Regions from separate parts of the Mus musculus genome. Here region 1 is linked to region 2. Evidence: chromatin loops called from intact Hi-C (ENCODE). Cell type or tissue: heart. All regions are shown on one strand. Each heading gives the region's core, and the rest is flanking DNA. Links, peaks and the distances in the headings are about the cores only.

The links. Peaks named below come from ENCODE experiments on the same cell type or tissue, not always from the same donor. Only the 100,000 strongest peaks of a DNase experiment are listed, where the experiment ranks them.
Region 1: a loop joins it to region 2, with 5 times the contacts of the local background. A loop is called at or near these places in 7 of 42 quality-filtered maps.

Annotation. Positions count from the first base shown.
Region 1 is chr5:118,590,008-118,601,346 of GRCm38, reverse strand. It overlaps Med13l (mediator complex subunit 13-like), which reads right to left. Exons shown (of 31, transcript NM_172424.4): 2 at 7,777-8,014. Among named protein-coding and RNA genes, the nearest start is that of Med13l, 35 kb to the right of the region's middle. In heart, for the core only: a CTCF peak has its summit at 6,323; DNase peaks (open chromatin) are centred at 6,306, 6,676 and 9,063; H3K4me3 peaks cover 380 bases.
Region 2 is chr5:118,263,676-118,275,014 of GRCm38, reverse strand. Gm25076 (a small nucleolar RNA gene) reads right to left here and starts at 8,566; the gene lies at 8,435-8,566. In heart, for the core only: CTCF peaks have their summits at 5,838 (motif pointing left) and 8,521 (motif pointing left); a DNase peak (open chromatin) is centred at 5,814; H3K27ac peaks cover 198 bases; H3K27me3 peaks cover 5,849 bases.

The DNA.
Region 1 (11,339 bases), core at 1,833-9,832, 330 kb before region 2:
ACACAGCATGAATGTGGAGCCATAATCCCTGCTGATCAAACAGCCTTATTAGTTCTACAAGCACCATGCCTGTAAGGAGTTCGACCAGCTCCTGATCAGGACAAGCTGTGGCTTCCCAGACACACACTGTTTAAAACAGCGGGTCCACACAAAATGTTCAGGACCTCATCTCACACAGCCAAAGCTGTGAGACCACCTTTCTCAACACTGAACCTCCATGTGATTCCTTATAGTGGCAGAGCTGTGGTACACATCTGCAATCTTAGCACTTGAAAGGTGGAAACTGAGTGAGTTCAAGGCTTTCCAGGAGAAAGCAGGGAAGAGAACAGCCACCTTAGACAGTCACCTGCGGTACTCATTAGCATCTGTAACATGTGACAGACAAGGATATTCAATGCAGTAGAGTCGGCTTCTGACACATAGGCACCATCAAACACCTTTGCCCTTCTCACACAGACATGCTGCTGTCCAAGGATGCCACTGCAGGCCTGCTTTTCATTATAAACATCTACCAGGCTACTTTCTAAAACAAGCTAAAAATACAGTACCTGAAACTCAGCACAGAATATCTGAATTTGTCTGCTTTAGGCTAAATATATCTCCATGTGAATAGCATACTTCCTTATGAATAGCAAACACCAAAATAGCTCGCATTTAAACAAGTTCAAGATCAACTGTGAAAAAGAAAGTCATCTTAGTGTTAAGACGGCCCCTTTCCGAGGTTCACGCCTCAATTCTCAGACAGGCACTTGTAGATTAGTCCCTCCAGGACACTGCTATGTCAGGAAGCCTGCCAGGCAAACAAAAGCCTTTCATATTTAACTCAGAAAGGCATCTTGCCTCCTCCCCAAGCCCAGAAAATTGAGAAGTAAAAGTAACTTCCAAAAATGAGATATTCTGCATGTACAAGAAAGAGGCTACTGGCCGGCAGCTGGGGCTCTAATCTTTGCCTTTTCTACAGCACGCACACAAGAATACTTGTCTTAATCCCTTGTATTCCTTTTTCAGTCAAGTCAGTTGTGCTGTGTGATCAACTCTAGACTGGAAGGTGCTCTGTCACCACAGGCCCTAGCAGCCTTCCCACTCAGTCCCACTACCTTAACAGCTCAGACAGCTGCATCGTCATGTGGGCAGCACAGAAGGCCTTTAGCTCAGCCCTAGATGGGCCTCAAGGGTAATGTGCGTTGGTTGAACTCACTGCCAGGGTCAAAACAAGACCCAATCACACAGACGATGCATTCGCCAACACTGAGTTTGTAAGAGGGTATGTGGCCCAGAACTTGTGGGAAAGTCTAAAGCAAATCACTGAACACTGACAGCTGTAGTGGATCCAAGGCAATCTCTTCAGGTAGCATTGGGGCATCAGCTCAGTCAGAAAAGAGTCTACAGTGAGTGCCAGAGATTGCACTACGGGAGCTTGTCGATGTGTCCTGCGTATCTGTGTGTCCCTTATGGTTCCCATACTTGAGACCAGTTGTAGAAACCTTAGCTGCTAATTCTACTCATAGCCAAGTAGATTAAGTCCTCATTTCCAACTAGAGAGGCATAAAACAAAATCAAGTGGAAACTGTGCTATAAGCATTTCTCTATTACTAACCTCAGCATAGTGATCCACAAACCATGTTAGTCTCCCTACTTTCAGCACAGAGACCAGAGAACAACTCAAGGCAGCCTAAGCACTACCTGCTACCTCACGCAAGCCTCGTGCTTTCCAGCATGACAAGGAATGGATGGGTAAATAGAAACGGAGAGGCCTTCTCCAACGACCACAGCCAGAGCCTAGCACTGCAGCAAGCCACTTTAGACTGTCAGACCATAACAGTTATCAAGCATTTGTATCAAGTTTTTATTGACCCAAAAGCATTTCATTTACCTTCCATCCTGTTGTCACCGTGGAATCTGCTAGGTTCTGGGATCGGTCTAGACTAAGTGGGTGTTGCGAGGCTAACCTCTAATGCTATCAGAGAAGTGACAAAGGCGGAGACTCCTCCTGCACTTTGGTTTGCAGCTGGGTCAGGCAATGCAAAGACAGACCATGACAAAACTGAGGGGATCCTGCGTGCAGACCTAGCTCACCCACAAAAATCTAGCTCCTTCTAGAAACCCCAGTTTATGTCAGGGATACATGCCCTTTCTTATAGAGAAAAGCAGTGAGAACACAATGTCATTTGGCAGCAAAAAAAAAAAAAAAAAGTGTTAATAAAGCCAACACCAGTTCTCTACATATACCTATGTCTCTAAAACCTTTCAAAGCCAATATTCAACTATGCAATTACTTCTTGAATTAGGCCTTTAGCTCTAGCAACATTTATGAAGTCTCCTGATTTTCTAGCCATACACTTAAATTGGCCTCCCTGAATAAGGGCTACAATTTTATCCTTTTAATGAATAACAACCCCAACTAAATCTTAAAAAGTTTGCTATGCAAAGACAAGCTTTTGAAAGAAAAAGAAACCAGAGGGCAGGAGAGATAACCGAGCACGGCACTACTCAAAACTGACATGCAATCAATGGCCACACCACACACAGCATGCTCCTCGCCAAATTAATCCCATTCATGCATGAAATATAGTTTACCTACTGTCAATTGACATCTCTGCTCCAAAGATAACTAACACTTGGTGAAAAGAGATTTCGCAGGCTATAGAGGAGGCTCAGCAGAGACTAGTGCTCGCTGCTCTTACAGAGGCCCCCAGAGCAGCTCCACACCTACAGCTCCAGCTCTAAGAGACCCAATGGCGCTGAGCTCCTCAGGTGCCCACACTCACGTGCACAAATTCACACACAGACAAACACACGCACACAACATAATTAAAATAATAGAAATAATTTTTAAAAGATATTTACTTGGGCTCACTGTATACAGAGTTTTCATGTTGGGAAAAACAAAAAACATTAGACCATGATATCTCTGCTTCCCAATAACAACCCCCAGATCAAAACTTTATTTGACTTTTGTCTAAAGCAATAATCTTTATAATTTTGCCAATTGCTTAATTTTCATATCAGTGGAACACAAGCCCTCCCTTCACATTCTACCTCACTACAATCTTGGTATAAATGTCTCATTTTTCTTTTAAAAAAACCTAATTACATGGTTCAGTAAGTTGCCTGCGGTAACACACTGATGTTATTTACAGTAGAAAGTTAAGACTTCAGCTTGCTCTCACAATTTCAAGCATGTGTAGGTTAATAATTCTAGTTCACTGATTCTCTTTCTATTCTTCATATGAAAGAATCTGAGTAGATATCTTTCCATAATTTTACAATAAGACTTTGTTACTCATTCAAGTGTTAATAAATGTCACATCTCTTCAGTATGTGTAACTCATTAAGTCAAATATTTAAGTAAGCATGCATGTTCACACAGTCATCATACAATACTACTTTATAGCTTTGGCAAACTAATTCAAAACAAAATATAGGAAAATAGAAATGTGATACCAATGTTTTAGGCCGGCTGTAGTGACACCCATCTTTAATCCCTGTGAGGCTCCAGCCATCCTGGTCTACCCTCTCATATATTCTTAGCAGTGGTCTGTACATGCGCCTCTCATATACCCCTTAGACTATAAATCCCTCTAAGTGAACTCACAAATAGAAGCACCTATACAGCCACACACACTCACGAGGTTCCCTGCTTTGACACGCGGCAGCAGTCTCAGTTCTATTTAAGAGTATACATACAACAAGCTAAAACAACTGTCTTCCTCCTGCAACAATTTGGGTTTGCTATGAAACGTAGAGAAGGGACCAGCAAGATGGCTCAACAGGTAAAAGCCCTTGCCACACAAGCCTGCAGACCTGCATCCAAGACCCAGACAGAATCTGTGGAGGGAGGAGAGAACTTCCAGCAGTTGTCCTCCAATCTCTACTGCTTGACCACAGTAGCACACACACACCCACATGTACACACATGCACACATGTCCACAATAGCACATATATCCCCACAACATGTACACACATGCATACATGTTCACAGTAGCACACACACACCCACATGTACACACATGCACACATGTCCTCAGTAGCACATGCACACAGAGAGAGGGAATGTATGGGAAGTGCAGATACATTTCCATGAGCGTGTTCCCTTTGCTGCTGTGCATTTGTATTATTCCCCAGTCCCCACCCAAACATTAAAACTAGAAAATAATTATTTCAGCTTGAAAGTGGGCATTAATATTTGGCACTACCTGCTACCCAGAACAGAATCAATTGCTTAGAAAAATGCCAAAATGTAATTCTCATCTGCGAGCTCACGGTGGTCAGTGCAGTAGCAATGGCCGACAGCTACATTGCAGTTCCAGAGTGACTGCTGTGCGTGCCAGCTCAGGTCCTTATTAACTTTGGCCTCGTAATCCAATTCATAGTGAGGAAACTCAGACAGTGACAGGTTAAACAGACTGAGCAGAGGCTCCCAGCTGGTCATTAACTATGGAGATATCACTATGCCAGATCCAAAGCCACGCCTCTGGAGCTCACAATGCCCACCACCTTCTCTGGCCTCACTGTGACCTTCCCTCACAGGGCTCCAGATACTTCAAGCATTCCAAGTACACGGCTATGGATCCAACACTGTGTCCTGAAGGAGTGAGCACTGTCATTCCATGGAGGCTGCTTTACTAACGTGCACACATACCATGTACCGAGGCAGCAGCTTGGTGTTTACTGTGGTCTGCCAGCCATATGCTACTAAGTCACATCATGACAAGGTGCAAAACAGAACCAAGAAGCATGAACAGTAAGTACTTCAGTACCCCTGGTAATGCCGTAACAGTGTTGCCTGCCCGAGCCTAACACTCATGCCTGCTGGCGGGACTCTGCTAACATTTATATTGCCCGAAATAAAGTAACTCTTAAATAGGCTGACCGGGAAAGGGCGTGTTACACTCTCAATTCTACTGCAACCAATAGGAACTCGGTTCCTCCTCCACCCCAAGGCTTTCCCTACTACTCTACACCTCACTATGCCACTCACTTTTCTAATTAGATGTCAAATATCTCCTAATGCTTGAGTCACAGACTTTACTTTCAGCCACTTTTACATGCAGAAGTGGACAACCTGTGTGACAGGCTCTAACTTTCCCAACGCTCAGCACACAGAGAAGAGGAGACACTCAGGAGGCCACGGCTGCTCAGCAAGAGGAGGCACTTACAGTTCTCAAAGGAAAAGAGCATAAAGAAGACACCATTCCCCGGGGCAAACACAACTGTCAGCTGACACCTTTGGCTCAGGCCCATGCTCAAAGAGCAGTGTCCTCCACCTCTTTCAGTGGTCATCCTGCTGGCCAGTATAATTAAAATGTAGTGTGTCTGCTGAAAGTGGCCCACACCTTTAACCCCTGCACTCGGGAGGCAGAGGCAGGCGGATTCCTATGAGTATGAAGCCAGCTTGATCTACAGAGCAAGTTCCAGGTCAGCCAGACCTACAAAGTGAGACTTTGATTGTAAAATAAATAAATAAATAGCATTTCTATAACTTAAAACAAAACAAAAAAAAATTTTTTTAAATAAGTCAATCTTTGCTTAACTCTTGCCAGTATATTCTCACATTAATGACCTACGTGTGTGACATGAAGCAGCTCGGGAAGAGCAGTCCATGCTTACACGAGTTTTAATAGTGCTGCAACAAGCTGGTCTCACACAACAGCACTCACTTTGCTATCAAGCCAGGCCATGTGTTTTCTAACTTGTTACGAAATGAACTGAAGACATCAGGAAGGAGAAACAGAACCAAAAGTAACAAGGAAGAGCTGGGAGGTGGCTCAGCAGGTAAAGGTGCTTGTCACTAAGTTACCTGAGCCTAATGGCTCAGCAGGTAAAGGTGCTTGTTACTAAGTTTCCTGGGCCTAATGGCTCAGCAGGTAAAGGTGCTTGTTACTGAGTTTCGTGGGCCTAAGCCTTAGGATGTCTCCACAGGTATGCCATGGTGCACATGACCTCCCATCAATCAGTGATAGTTTAAAATATTTTTTTAAGATGAGAAACTAAAGGAGAAAAATGTTTAAAAATCCACACATGAAAAAACTAAAAGAATGCAACAGTTTTACATTCAAACAAACACAAATATAACCTACCAGCTAGAAGCTCTCTTAGAGACTCTGAAAACCCAAACCGTAGGTGGTGTGAAGCTCTAGCTGCATCTACATCACCTACTAATTACACGAGGTTTGGACATGGACATAAATTCTGAGTCTGCGGATGAGCGCACTAGAAAGCAACCTCCCCTAGATAGAGTGAACATACACTAGAGCATCAGGGAAGAGGTTTGCAGCCCAGAGGTAGCTCAATTAGTCCACTGTGCTATACTGCCCCCTAGCTGCTGTGGCAAGATACACCACCAACAGGAGAAAAAAAACAAAACAAAACCAAACAAACAGGGCTGCCAACAAGTTTCAAGAATTTGGCAGGAAATCCTTTAGGCAAATTTAGAACCTTTAAAGCAGACCCACAAGAATACACCGGAGTTTGCTTTATGTCTTCCCGTAATAAATAATAAGAACATAAACTAACGACACATCTCAGCAATGCCTGCAACATTTCAACCACAAACTAACTAGAGCGGATTAAGTTCTAAAGCCAGGCGAGAAGGGCCAGCACTCCCCAGAGAAGGGCCAGCACTCCCCACGGAGACATGGGCTAGCCAAGCAAGGCGCACAGCCTGTCACACAGCTCCACACAGCTCAGACTCAGGGAGTCCTCGGGCAGCACAGCAGCGTGGGAAGGCCTGCCTCCAAACCACAGAACAGCCTGGAACAGCTCCTGACTTAGAGAATTCTGTAGGACATGAATGAGAAACTTGGCGAGAGGAATGGAAACTACTAATAATATTTTCTGCTACTGTAAATGTATGGTAAACATAAAAAATAGTTTAGACTAACAAATATTTTTGCATTAATTCAAAGTTTCCAGGTGTCAGATGCAAACTGAAGTCAAAATTTAGTTAATTAAAAGTTAGTATTTCTGGAATCAGTAAGAGAAATAAACTGAGATACTTTAAAGAAACTTATCTTTCCCGAAAACAGTATCCAAGGTTAATTTAAGATTTGTCCAGTAAAAGATGCATTAGATTTCTGCATTTTCAATTTGCCAACAAAGAGTTGAGCTGTTCACATAGCTGTCTTACTAGTTACTCACAACTCACTATTAATTTAAAAACAGGGGTGCCAGGCGGTGGTGGCGTACACCTTTAATCCCAGCACTCGGGAGGCAGAGACAGGCGGATTTCTGAGTTCAAGGCCAGCCTGGTCTACAAAGTGAGTTACAGGACAGCCAGGGATATATAGAGAAACCCTGTCTCGAAAAAGCCAAAACACAAAACAAAAACAAAAACAAAACAAAAAAGCAGGGTCAGAGCCTTGTCTCCTCCCAGACACTGCCCACTGGGTACACAGTACTCTAACAGTAATGATTTCAGAGGCCAGAAGGACAGGGTGGTGAACCCCTGTACCCCAGTTGGCAAGAGGCTGAGCCAGAAGGAGTGCTTCAAGTTTAAGGCTATATGTTGACTCTGTCTGTAAATGATAAAAGAATGGACTTAAGGTGATCTTACAAGGTTCTAATTTTCAGCATGACTAAGGAAGAACAAGAGAGTTTAAGGAAAGAGAAATGTGGGGGGCGGAGGTGGGGGAGTGAGGCTATTCTTCTGACAAACACACTGTCCACTGCCTGCTTGGGATCTGTTTTAAGCAACTCCTAAATATAAATTCCAAAATTTACAATTGTTCAAAAAACATATGCAAATATTTTTTAAAGAAAAACAAAATCCTTACCCTGCAGTTCATGATGTATTACTCCCACTAGGTTGGGTTCATCTCCCCACCAGAATATCCAGAGCTCTTTGCAATCTGGCTTGACATCACGACGCCATACACACAGCAGGTTGGCTTGCAGACAGCGGATGAAACTTAACAGGATTGGATCATCTTGGGCTGGGGCTGAAATTATGGGTCCACAGTCCCCGTGCCCTCCAAAATTGTACCTACGCCATTTGATTCCTGTGAGTTCAGCCTGGAAAACGACAAAAAATTTGCAATAGTTTTGATTTTTCCTTTTACTTACAGACCACTAAAAGCAAATTCCTATAGGAAGGGAAAGCTGATAAAATAGGCATTTGTATTAAACTTCACACCACAAGGTCTCTTCAAAGGAAGAGCACACATCAGAAGGCTGTCGGGACAAACATCATATTAAATACCAAAATGAAACAAGCTCGCAATCATTATGTGCTGCTGAAAAACTTTTATTCTCCTGACCATTTATTAGGTACCCATATTTTTAAATATTATCTTCAATTATTACTTGCTGTTCAGTTCACAAATTACACTTATTTTAAAACCAAATAAGGGCAAAGAGATTGATCAGTCAGCAGCTAAGAGCACCAGCGCTCTTGGAGGGGACCACAGTTGGATTCCCAGCATCACACAGTGGCTCACAACCCCTCTTAACTCTGACCCCAGAAGCCAGTGCCTTCTTCTTCATGTCTATGGGCACAGGACAGACCTGGTTAACACACATACATGCAAGTAAAACTCTTGTACATACTAAAAAAACTTTTAAATACTTTTATAAATAAATAAAACAAGTAAGATTTTAAAATAACTGTTGAGGCACAGTGGCCCACACCTTAAACCCCAGCACTCAGGAGGCAGGAACAGTGGATCTTCTGTGGGTTTGAGGCCAGCCTAGTCTATAAACCAAGTTTCAGGACATCTAGGGCTATGTAGAGGGACCATCTCAACAACAAAAGTCCAAGTTGATTGTTCCTAACACAAAAACGTGAAATTCACACTGCTTCTAAATCCACACTTGGAAGCACTTGAGCTCACTTCACATTAGGGATAGCAAGCCAGAGAAACATATGTCAACAGCCCTGAATCTGAAAATCCACCATCTGAAACATCTGGACCCCTTGTAGAAGACATTCTGAGGAATTCCCACTCCCTCACCCTGTGCCCCAACCTCAGCAGCCAGTTCAGGAGGTGGGAGTTTTCACCAGGGCAGCACAGCATGCTAAAAGGCTCCTCAGGAAGTAGCTGCTAACACAGCAGCCGGCAGCAGCCAAGGCACATTACACAGAGCCCTGCCTCCTTAGCACGGAACTTTAAACAAGCAAGCAGAGGCCGTGTGTTCTGTGCGCAGTTCACACACTTCTACTTTCGAATTTCCTGAAGCTTAGGTTGGATGAACTGGACAGAACATCACAAAGAGAGCGGGGCTCCTTACTTAGTAGCTACAAACTGGGACCATGTACTGGACCAGAGCAAAGCTGACTCACCACAGTCCTGTATCGAACAGCCCACGTGCCCCCATCCCTTCATTTCCTCTCCCACAAAGCCAGTCATTCTTATGGACAAATTCTTTAAAACAGAAGCACCACAGGGCAGAAAAGTAACCATCTGCAACCCAACCGGGACTAACTCCAAGTGCTTAAACAGCTGACACACAGCATACGTATGTGCGTGTATTTAAGACAGAGTCTCACTATGTAGCCCTAGCTGGCCTTGAACTTACTGTGTAAGCCAAGCTGGGCTCCAATTAAGCAAGCTGCACTTGCCTCCTAAGTACTGGGACTAAAGGTGCAGGATACCATGCCTGGCATATTTTCCTTAAGCAACAAGGTATCCCCAGTATTTACATAGCATCTACATTGCATCAGGCAAATGTAATCTTAAAGACCATCCTAGGTGCATGCAAATCCTGCGTTTCTATGCTGCCTGGGGATCTGAGGCGAGGCAAGGCAAACAATCCTGACAGGAGGACAGCTGGCCAGCTCTCTGAGCTCTCCCTGGCTGAGGAAGTGATTCCTTGGCGCTCCCCTCTTCTCACTGCCATGCCTACACTCTTGTCTAGTTTTCTGTTCAAGCCCCCATGTTTCTTCTAATAAAAGTAATATCTCTGTGCTTTAATCAGAAAGCCTAGCATTATTTTCTAAGTGTCAAAGGAGATAAAGTAAAAACAGAGTAGTTCGATTTGGAGAAGATACAGAGAACACTCATCACTTAAGCAAGAACACTGTCCTACGCCCAAGAACCCTGGGCGGGGGAGGGGAGGGGAGCACGGGCGCCAAAGACACAGGACAAATCACTATGACAGGGACCATGCTGTAAGTGTAGAAAACAAGGGCACAGTAGAGACCTGCACCCTGGCTGAGTCTGTCCCCAGGAAAGCAATGCACGGAGACACACGGAGACTCACTGGAGCACGTTCACCTGTAGTGCCCACCCTCGCAGCTGGGCAGGAAAATATCTGGATGACTCCAAACTGCTCTCTAGCCCCAGCTTCTGCGCTAACTTCCTGTGCCTGCTCTCAGTGGCAGAGGGAAGCCACTGTCACCTGCTGTGCTCTTCACAAAGCTGTCCATGCAACAGTGTGCTGTAAACTCCACACAGCACTGCCTGCCACAGGCTAACTAGTCAACCAAAGGAACTGGGAAACTTCCAATTATTTCAAAACATTCGGTTCCCTTACTTTAAAGCTAAAATTAAGTATTATAAAAGTCTACCTCGGTAAGCCTTGACACCTAACAGATGACTATGATAAAGCCAACATGGGGGGGGTGGGGGAAGTGAGGTGGGGGTTTCAATCTTGGCTCAGTGTCTAGTAAGGGCAAAGCTGAAGACCCAGCACCCTGTCCCAGCACAGCTGCTATCTCCTATGAGTGTGGAGCAACGGTCTTTGCTCACCTCCTCTCAGCCCCAGAGCAATGGAACAGGCCTTGCAAGAAACCTCAGAAATGAAACCAAGCAAGCCTGGGTCTAAAGTCAACACGGGCTCCTGATTACTGAGACACTAAAACTCTCCAACCCCTCTTTATTTTTTTAGTCTTTCATTTATTTACTGTATAGAAGTGCTCAGGGTGGGAGTCAGCTCTCTCTACTATGTGGGTACAAGGGATTGACCTAGGTTCTCACCTCATCAGAAAGCCCTTTCACCTGCTGAGCCATCTCACTGGCCCTGTTTCCCCCATTTCTGACAAATGCCTAACTCTAACACTCGAGCTTTTCTTTTCAAAGTCTTGAACCAGCCCTGAACCTAGTGGCACAAGTGCAGCCCTAGAGATGCAGGTCGCCTAAAGGCCCAGACCTGCCGAGCAGAGACCTGGGAATAGTGCAGGGGCAGAAAGCTCTCTGAGCATGGGTGGCTGGCCACAGGTTCAATCCCTTACTCTCCAAGTCTTTGTTTTTGTTTTTTTGTTTTTGGAACAAACCTTTAAGCATTTTGATATTCAAATTATCCTAGAGCTATATTTATGTTAAAAGAATAAACAAATGCATAATTTCAGGTTAGTTCTAAAATATAAAACCAAAAAGGTAGAGTTTACTCTTCAAGGAGC
Region 2 (11,339 bases), core at 1,625-9,624:
TATTAAAAGGGTAGAGCGACCGACTGGCATAGTTTTCCATATAAATGACACTACTTACATATATGAAGATTGCTTTTCAAATTCAAATATAATTATTTTTTTTTAAAAGGCATCCAGCAAGCTTCGGCTCTTTCCCCACTCTGACACTTCTGGCTGTTGTCATGGTGTAGTGAGGTGCCTGCTGGCAGACAGCCCAAAGCACTTTGTAATATGCCCTACAGATCCTCGTTGAGAAGTGATCAAAGAGTTGGCAGCGGGTGAAGACGGGGCTGAAACCAGCCCTACGAGGGCTGGGGCCGGGCCATTGTCCCTCTTGGTGGGAACAGCTGCTTAGCAGACACTGGTACAGCCTGATTATCTCAGGCGCGCTCTCAGAAGGCTCTGGATTCTCTGGGGGCCTGCACCTTGCATTTTAGCAGACAGCTTGGTAAGGATGCCGTGTCAAACCCCTTTTGAAATGTCTCCTTGACTCGTGGGTGGAGATGGAGCCTGGGAATCTCATTAGGGGTCCCTGTCTCCCTCTGCCACATCCCCCTGCCTGCTGCCGAGCAGAGCTCATGGGGCACACAAATGGCTCCCCTCTTCAATCAGCCTCCAGAAATTGCTCCGCAGACATGGTGCAGGTTACCTAGGCGGACCTGGGAAGCCAGCTCCTGGGTACCCCTGGAAGAATGATTTGTGGAGTTTGCATATCTGAAGTGGGCAGGATGGTGATGCCTAGGGTGGGGTAGTGGGTGGCGGAGGTAGGGGAGAAGTCAGCAGCTCTGGACTGATTTTTGTTGCTGTTTTGACACAGGGTCTCCTAAAGCTCTAGGTAGCCTTGAACCCACTGTGTAGCCAAGCACGGCCTTGAAAGGCCAATCCCTTTGCCTTCACCTTGCAAATGGTGGGATTACAAGTGCGCACATTCATGTGTGATTTAGGAGCTCCCAGTTGTTATAAATGGTAAGAAGCCACCACCAGGCCATTTCATATTCCCAGTATAGGCTGGAGTGGAAAAGGAGGCTCCAGGGGCGGAGGGGACAATAGGAATATCGTCCATCTGATTCTTCCCACTGCTCCCCACACTCTCCCTCACCTCCATCTTCCCCTTCCATGGTTCCTTGTCTGGTCTAGAAAGTTTAACCACCGGTCAGCACGAAGTCACAGCGGCAGGCATGGGCCGGAACTGAAGGTTAAGAAGGGTGTCTGCCCTGTGCCAATATGCCTTGGCTCCTATATGGCAGGGTCAGGACACGCCTCAGAGCTTATACACCTCAGAGGGCCATTTGTTTGGTTCTCTGGGGGTGGTTTCCATCTACACCCTAAAAGGAAATGGGTTGGTTTCCTTTCACCGGGTTGGGGAGGGGCAGGGATATTAGCAGTAGCCTGCTGCCCAGTATTGTGTGGGTTCAGAACAATTCCAGCGCCTTTGCCTCCACCCACAGCTGAAGAGCTCCTGGCCTTGGACTCCAGAGGCAAAGGCTGATGGGAGGAGGGCCAAGTTGCAAAATGAATATATGCATGTGTGCCTTCCACGCTAATCACCAGGAACGTATTTTTGGGGAGGTGAGGCAGAGCGGAGCTGCGGGACACCCCCCCATTAGTGTTAACTTTATTTCGGTAATGAGATGCCGGGCCTGGAACAATCACTGTGGCTAATCACAGTGATGAAGACTGCATGCTGGGAAGGGAGGGTAAGGCCATGGGAAGGGGGTCCCAGAGCCCTGGGGCCACCTGATGTGGAAGAGGAGACAAGGACAGGACAGAAAGGCTCTGGAGGGAAAGCTGAGAGTGTCCAGGCCAGGAGGGAAAGCGCCCATACAACTCCATCCTCATCTGAACTCAAGGGACACAGCACACAGCACGCTGCTCACGGGATGCTGGCACCCAGAGGTAGCCGCAGAGGGAGAGAGCAGTCCCGGCCATAGAGTCCACCCAGGCAGGGGTCAGGAGCACAGGTAACAAAAAGCAAAGCCACAACTATGCATTAGGCCGACCTGGCCAGCCAGGGAGAGAGACAGGGAGGGACGGGAGGAAGTGAGCCACGCAGACCAGGTTCTAGGGAGCTGCAAGGAAATCTGCAATGTGCCCAGAAAGGTTCCGTGTTCCCAAACCCTCGGAGACCCCAGCTCCCACTGTTCAATGTGATGTGGGTCACTGCTGTGGTGAAGTTTGTGATCCAGTGAAGAGACCAGGCAGAGGGGAGCACACCTGTCACCCAGTGCTTGGGAGATCAAGGCCAGCCCAGCGGACTGGATGGGAAAGTCCCTATGTAGGAAGAAGGAAGGAAGGGAAGAGGGAGGAAGGAAGGGGAGGGAAGAAGGGGAGAGAGAGAGGGAGGGAAGGAGGGAGGGATGAAGGAAGGCATAGGGGGTGGGGGAGTGTACAGTACAGCCTGGGGGGGGGGGCAGCAGAACATCGAGTGACTCTTAGCAAACCTTTCAAGGGTCCCTCTCCCTGGTGAGAGGAACAGTTCCTGCAAGAGCCTGAGAGGCTGCTGGTATGACTTAGGCAAGAAGTCGGGGCTGGAGGGTGAACAGGAGCCATGGAAGGAAGAATCTTGGTTCTGAAAGGACCACCTGGACTCTTACCTCCCCTCTGGGAGGTGCTGATGGCATCTGGGATGGGGAGATAGCTCATGATGCCAGGCTGTCTAGTTTGGTCCCAACCATTAGGAGCATCAGGACCAATGGTCAGACTCAGAATCTCACCCTAATCAGGATCCTGCCCCTGCCAGCCTCTCTTCCCCCTGGCCTGATCCTGCCACTTGAGTTAACTTAGGTACTTCATCAGATGGATAAGGCGTCCTCCCTGACACATGGTTTAGAGTGGCATTCATTGCTGTCTCCCTGGCTCCTGACATCGACACAGATCGGGGCTGCTTCTGTCTCCGCAGCAACCACATGAGAAACAGGAGTGTTGGGGAGCCAATTCATTACCCAGCTGTTAAGAGTAACAAAGCAGAGACACCCAGCTTGCCTGATCAGGCTGCAGCAGGTGAGAGCTATCCTCAGCCTGGTGACAAGGCAGCCGCAAGCCCCTCTTCTCCATAATCTTGACCCACCAGGGCTCAGCCTCCAGCAGACCACAAATGGATGGGTTAATTCGTTTCCTACCCTGTTCCCATCAGATACTATACCCAGAACCAGCCACCACCTCAGAGAGTGCGGCTTTCACACGGCAGGTGCTGAGAACCACATGCCACAGAAGGAAGTAAAGGCGACTACATGACAGAGATGTTTTTATTGGGGTCGGTTTGCTTAAAAAACTAGGTTTTTCCTCTGTGGGTTATTCTTGCAAGCTTAGACCTCGAGCAACAAAAGATCACAGTTCCAGGTGGTATCTTTAAGGAGCGTTAATTAGGGCTCTTGGCACTTAGAACATGAAACATTTTAACATTTTCTGAAAAGCAATTTGCCAACATTTGCTAATTAAAATACCCAGCCTTCCACCAAGGGGTAGCGGGAAGTGAGTGGAATCCTCTTTTCTAAGCATCTGCTCTGGGGTTAAAAACTCAAATTCCTGTTGCTCCTACTTCTTGGTCAAGGTCCTGTGAAGGCTGTTTCTTGTTGCTCTCGAGCAACGCACTCAAGAGCACTTAGGGAAAGATTTCTGTTTCCCTCTCATTTAGAATCTATAACTGGGACAGCGTGGAAGGATCTTGAGCATAACGGCTGGCCCACTAAACCGGGGGCCACAAAACGAGGGTCGAAGGCTGAATTCGGCCCTTGGCTTGTGTTTGTAAATAGTTTTATTGGTACATAAGCAGACCTCATTTGTTTGCACGCCGGCTTTCATAATTGTCAGTGGGTTCACAAAGCTGAACCTATCCATTGAATGCATTTCCCCTTACAGAGAAAGTTCGCCAGACATGGTGCTAAACTGTCTGGCCATGACTTTCCATCCAGAAAGCCCTCAGCTGTGACTTGGAGATATGATTAGATTGAAAGTAGGAAAGAGAACCTGAGGAAGAGCAAGGGTTGTCTTTATCTGAAGCCCCCCCCCCCCATTTCCCCTGTCACCTACACACACTAAAAGCAACAGTCCAGGGATCTAAGAAGCTGGGAGGGAGGAAAGAGTGAGAAATGAGAAGTGGTTGTGTCTCACCTCACTGCTTCTGGCTCGTTACCCTCATGTGTAAAGCAGATCACAGTACGGGTTTTATGGAGTGGGCAGGGGGTGGGGCTGTAGGACTTTGGGACATAGGGATGTAGGAGATACCTCTGTTAGTGGCTTTGCAGAAATGTATCTGCTAGATACATTTGGGATGGAGGAAAAGCAGCATGCAGAATCAGAGGCTAGCAAAGATGCTACAGGGATCCGATGATGTCTGCAGCGTTCTCTCCTTCCCCTCCCTCTCCCCCTCCCTCTCTCTTTCTCTCTTCCTGTAAGGACACTGAGCTAGGCTTATCATAGTGCTTCCTCTGAATTCAGCTTCTTCTTCTTCTTCTTCTTCTTCTTTTTCTTCTTCTTCTTCTTCTCCTTCTTCTCCTTCCTATTTTAAAATCACAATGATTTTCCTAGCATGTGTTTATGTATAGGTGTGCCACTGTACACAGAAGATAACTTATTGGGAGTGGTTTCTCTCCTTCCACCATGTGGGTCCCAGGGGTCACAATCGTGTTGTCAGGCTTGGCAGCAAGAGCCTTTACTTATTGAATCGACCCACCCACCCATCGATCATTTCCTTAAAGGCCCTCCCTCCTAAAAAACAATATGGGGCTAAGGTTGCAACTTAGGACTTTGGGGACTCACAACTCAGCCTATGACAAGGACCACAGGACTGTAAGATGCAGCCACTTGTCAGAGCTGGCCTAAAATGCTAAGTTCCCCTTCTAGGACAGTCGAGGACCAGGGGATAGAAAAGGAGGCTGGAGAGAAGGTCCAGTGGTCAAGAGTAGAAGAGGACCCAGTTTCTATTCCTAGTGCCTATGTCAGGTGGCTAAAAACTGTCTGGGACTTAGCTCCAGGGCCTCCAGGGCCTCTAACCTCCGTGGGAACCTGCACTTGTACACACACACACAACTAAAAATAATGAATAATGTCTTTTTTTTTTCTAAAAAAAAAAAAACCTTTTTAGTGTAAACTTTTGCTTAAACAATAGTCCCAATCCCAGGCCAATTTCAGGGCAAACACCTAACCTGCTACTCCTAGGGACCCCACTTCCCATATAGCAGGAGCTGTCTTCCCAGTGGAGGGTACCCCTGGCTAACGCCAGGAAGCCAGTGCAAATCTCCCCTGAATTTGTGTCCATAAAACAGAGATGAGAAGACCTACCTAGGTCAGGAGGGTGGGTGGCAGTTGAATCATAAGCGACCTATTTAGCACCATGTCGCACAGGGCATGCTCACGAGGTGCCCTCCGGAGATACCTGGAGACACCTGGTCTGGATTTCTCACCAGGCAGATGGTTTGTGTGTGACCTTGAACGGAGAAGAACCACAGAGAGTCGGTATCTTCTTCCACCTAGGAGATCAAAGCGATGAACACCTCAGAGAAGGCGTAGTGGGAATGGTCCCTTCGTGCTCCTAATCCCTGTCACTGAAGGATGGCTAAGAAGATCTACCTATGCTTTGTCCTGGCCGGGACCGAGGCTGAGAAGGGGGGCGCCGAGAGACAGTAGCTCATCGCCAGCAGGTTTATTTCCTCCTCTGAGGGCCCTGGTCCCCCCAAAATGCCAGGTCTAGGAAGGAGTCCTGATTTGCTGCTGCCACCAGATAGCTCTCTACCCATAGTCATTGTTTTGGCGGCATCCTGGGGAAGTCTGATCCGCAGTCAACACCAGGCTCACACCAGGGATAGAAAAAAAACCTATGCAACTGGCGCCACCAAGTGGCAAAGTCAGCAACTACCACTGTGCGTGCCGTCAGCCACCAGCACTGAGCCGCGTTGGCTGCAGCCAAATAGCAAGAGCCTTAAGATCATGCCTGACTTGGTCTGTGGTCCCCCGCAAGGCTAAATCAGGTCAGCGAGCTTATTTGTGTCAAATAAATCAGCCGAACCGACGGGTGAGCTGCCTTGACACTATTTGTCTTGGGTTAGCGCTAAGCTCAGACTTCAGGCAAAAAACCTAGGCAGGTTTGGATGCCAGGATGGAGCCCAAGGAGCTTAGTCTGAAGGGCCGTCCAGATTCACACCCACCCGGAAGGTTTGTGTTCAGCACGGGGGAAGGGCGCTGCATAAGCCTATAGGAGCCAGCATAGCTCCAAACAGAGGCTGCTAAGGAACTTTTAGGGACACCCTTACACAGAAGTTCCCGAAACTTTTAAAAATCCACCATGTGACTGAGGCCCTAGCTGATGGGGGTCGGACGGGCGACAGGCACTGCCCCAGGTATACATCTGCCTTTCCCCATGCTACCTCTTCAGAAAGATGTTGGTCCCTGGAGCCTGCCTTGGACCTTTTTTTATTTTGAAATTTCAAAGATTTATTTTTATCGGTATGGTCTTTTGTCTACATGTATGTGGGTTTACCATGTTCATGCCTAGTACATACAGGGTAGAAGAGAGTATTGGAACCCGATCGACTTACAGATGGCTGTGAGTCACCGTGTGGGTGCTGAGAATCAAACCCAGGTCCTCTGGAAGCAGCAAGTCCTCTTAACTGCTGAGCCATCACACCAGTACCATTTTTTTTTTTAAAGTTTTATTAGTTTCTTTGTAAATTTCACATTATGCACCCCAGTCCCACTCGTGTCCCCCTCCTCTCTCATACCCAGCCTATACCCTTTCGACCCACCCCCAGCAGAGAAAAAAACCTCTTCTTAGAAGCTGTAGTGTGTCCCAGTGTCACACAGTGTACCCTCTTGTCCACACGTCTTTGCTTGCAAATGTTCATTGCAAGAATTCATCAGTCTGATAAGAGGCCTCTCTGACTTCCATTACTCTATCAATGCTGATTCCTCACTGGGACGCCTCTCAGATAGCCTGCTGTTGCCCTGTGTCATGGAGATCCTGAAGTTTGGATCTGTAGGACTGGCCCCTTTGTGCACCCCGGCAGTTCATCAATGACGGTAGATGTTGGGGTGAGCCAACTCAAAGCCCTGGATCTGGGCCCTAGAAGTAGCAGAGCTGCTCAGTCAGTCCACTGGCTCTCCTGCTCAGAACCGACTCACCAGCAACCCCTGCAATCCTGGCCAGCTCTACCTTGCTACCCAGGGGAGATGCAGGGCCCAATTTCCTGAGCATTGCAGCTGGTGAGGGACAGGACCAGTTCTCCCACTTTCACGACCCTGGGGCCATAGGTGGCAAGGGGTGAGGGTAGGTGAGGGAGGAGGGCATCTCTCCCTCACCCAAGTTGCCACACCACAAAAAAGTTGCTGGAGCCGGGCACTGGTGGCACACGCCTTTAATCTCAGCACTTGGGAGGCAGAGGCAGGCGGATTTCTGAGTTGGAGGCCAGCCTGGTCTACATACAAAGTGAGTTCCAGGACAGCCAGGGCTATACAGAGAAACCCTGTCTTGAAAAACCAAAGGGGGAAAAAATTGCTGGGCCAGCTCCCCCGTGCTCACACCCTTGGGGCCAGTTCACCTGAGCCCTGGCCATCAGGGTCAGCTCCACTGTGCTGTCCAGGTGAGGTGTGGGGGCTTGCTCTCCTGAGAGCTGCAGCAGGTGAGGGGCAGGGACAGCTCTCCTCAGGTGCTGAGAGCAAAGAGGGGAGGGGATCAGTCCCTTATCCATGTCACCACAAGGAAGATAAGTGTCAGGGTCTGCTCTCCTACGCTCACATCCTTGGGCCAGCTCACCCGCAACTCCTGCAGTGTATGGGCCTGCTCTCCCAAGCACTGCAGCTGGCTAAGGGCAGGGTCAGGGCCGCTACTCCCATATCCCCCTTAGAGGACCAGCTCTGCCATGATGATCAGGTGAGGGGTGGGGCCGGTTCTGCATAACCCTCAGACATCAACCTGTCAGACCAGGGACATCGGCCTGGCCATTGGTGGTAGCAGACCCGTTACTACAGGGCCACGGACCCAGACATGGTTCCTGGTGGCAGCACAGGCCAGGATCCCACCATGGTCCCAGATGGTACATCACCGGTTACTCACATCAGGCTGTTCCCCGATACCCTTAAATCTCCAGTTCAGCCTCTCTTCATTGTACCCACACCCTTCTTTCTTTTTCATTTCTCCACCACTTGCTCCTCTTAGAGGTGCCCAGGGTCTCTGGGGTGTCTGGGGTTATCTCAGGAGTGGTCTCAGGAATGCTATCTCTCATTCGCATATTATGGCCCCAGGCAGGAGGCATCTCAAATATGGCCTTCTTGCCTCCACTCCCAAGGTCCAAGTGGGGCCAGACTGATGGTCATCTCAGGCTAGTTTCCTGGCCGGGACCCATGGCACCAGTCTGATGGTTATCTCAGGCTTGCTCCTCACCTGCCCAAGAGGCCCCATGTGAGGGTGTCTGTCTCCCGTGGCGCTGGACTGGTGGTCATCTCAGGCTCACTTTTATTAGGGAATGTTAGGCTACACAACATTCAGATGTTCACAGGTCAGAACTTTGAGCGTAGACGTAACTGCCCTCCGCTCTGCCACCTACTGATGCACACGTGAAACAGCAGCCACACCTGCAAGGCCTCTGGGGGCGGGCCTTTTTTTCTTTTATATCTGCTCTCCTGATTTTTTGCAGAATCAACAATATGCCCAAGAGATATGGACTACCCTTGATTTGTCAGCATTTCGGGGACAATGCAGCCAGTCCCCAGAGATGCTGGATGCAGCTCAGCTCTGGCCTTGGAAAATGCCTGGACCTATCTGTGATAAACAAAAAGACTTCTTTCCCCATTGGGTAAAATCAGTGGAAGAGAAAGAGCCATTACAAAGGGCTGTAACCTCTCCTGGGTGTCACTTCGCCAGGCAGGGCCATCTGAACATAAGCTCTGGGAGGAGTTGGCTCTAACCGGATAAAGTCAACCAGCCAGAAACCCGGCACTGTAAAACAGCATGTAGCGGGATTCCATTTTTATTTATGAATGAATAATATAAAGTATACATTTAAACAAAGTGTGGCAGAACTTCCCATCACAGCTGTGGGTATCCTTTGAGACCAGGAACTAAAGGGTTCAATTTAATTCTGGAAGCTTGTGTTCAGGGTTTCTACCTCGTAAGAGACAGCAGCACATGCTGAGAGATGTCTAGAGAGGTCCTGCTTGGGAAATCTGACATGCTCTGGGCATCTCGGCTGCAGGCCACTGAGCACCTCAGCGCTGTGTGAAGGGAATCTGCACTCACACAGCTCTGTGCGTCCCAGAACTTACGATCGGACCACAACAGCAATCTCCACAGGTGCAGGCATGACAAGCAAACGGTACCCAAGAAAATCAGAGAAGATGAAGAGAACATCTGTCCAGCTTTGCTCTATCTCTGGATGCTTCAGAAAAGTCGCTTTGAGTACAACCTGGGTCCCAATGGCTGGTACCTACCCTCCCCTGTGAAGAATAAAGTCCACAGTGAGCAGTTAAGAGATAGGGCTCTGGTCATGTTTACCTCAGTGCTGGGATGTCCCGAAGGTCAAAGGCAGGATGTGGGACCAATACTTGTGTTAGCAGTCACTCTCATTGATATGGACAATGAGAAGCCAAAGCCAGAAAGACGAGTTTATCCAAGTTCATGGACGCCTAAGCTGCTGTGAGGAGGTCAGGATGCTGTTCACAGGTTCCAGACCACTGTTCTTACACAGTACACACAAGTGCACACGCACCATGGACTCACACACACACACACACACACACACACACACACACACACACACACACACACAGCCCATGCATGCATGGGACATGCCTACAGCCACACACAGATTGTCATAATTATCATCTGAATCACCAACATCTGAGAAAATATTTTATGAAACTTTAAAGGGAAATTGAACCACGTGCCACCCTGCCTGGTTCTACATCTTTTTTGATATCTACTAATACAACTATCAGTTTGTGTGTATTAATTCACAGTGAGCAGAACCCCACCCCACATCTTGATTGACCATTTATTATTTTGCCTCGATCTTCCTATTGGTTACTACAGAACATTTTGAAATGAAGCCTGGATATATATATATATATATATATATATATATATATATATACCGCTGTCTCCCCACTCCCCCCTTCTCTTGCCTTTGAGTTGGCAGTTTCTCTGCATCCCAGGCTAGCCTCAAACTATCTTCCACCATTAGCCTCCTGGGATTTAAACCTCAGCCCAGCCTCTTCTCGACAACTTTCCCTCCTGTGACACTCAAGCAATTGGTTCACAAACCGATCTTTCTAATAGAGTTAGGGCAGTGGTTTGTAACACAGGGGCAGTCCCTCCCTGACCCTCAGGGGACATTTGACAGTGTCTGGATATACTTACTTAACAGCTGGAATAGGGAAGATACCCACTTGTCCCTAATAGGTTGGGAGTCCACGATGCTGCTAGCCTCCCTGGCCCACAGCATCTAGGACAGCCACACCTCGGATGCTGGCAGTGTTGCAGTAACTGTGCCCAGCTCTAGGTCACAGCGGTGCCCAAGGCTGAACTGAGAACTCCCAGCACTGAGCGCTGACTTCATTATTTCCCCACCCTGGAGAGATGCCATGCTAAAGTGCTGATTAAATTACGCTGTGATCCCCACAGGACACGCTCAAATAACAGCACATTCCTGCCGCAAGGCACCGTGCAGTTACCCTGCACAGTGTGAGTTTAGTGAGTTCACCATCAGCCCAGCAGTACGCCCAACTTGCCTGCAGTATGAGCTGGAAGTCTGTGACCTAGTGGTGGCAGGCTCAATGAGTAGTTGGTGTCACGGATAGTCCCGGGTTCTAGAACGCAGCCGTGCTTGTTCTAAGAAGATAGGAATGTGTGTGTGTGTGTGTGTGTGTGTGTGTGTGTGTGTGTGCGTGCATGCGCGTGCATCTGTATATACAAGCACCATGCCAATGTGTTTGTCTTGTCCTGTGTGGATGTCACATAGGCCTGCAGATAACAGACCCACAGGCAGTTTCCAAGGAGGAAGCCTGCCTTTGGTTGGTTGGTTGGTTTTCACCTGGAAAGTGACAAGAAGGAGAAAGTTGCTGGTGTTTATTTCTGGGCTATGTGGCTTTAGTTTTAGGTGATTATTTTATCATTAGTGTCAGGTCCAAAAAAAAAACCAAAACCAACCAACCAACCTCAGGACAAGAGGCTAACTAGCTATGGTGCTTGCTAGCCTGCCTATGGGTGTCCAGCTTAAGTCTCCAGCTTCCCCTCCCCCAGCTTCTCATCCCTTTAGAGCCCTGCCATTTTGGCCATGCACAATTGATCCCCCTCACTCAGTCATGCCTTTCTCCCCATCCTCTGGATTCTTCCAGCTGCCTCTCTCTTGCTGTCTCTCTCCCCCTCATAT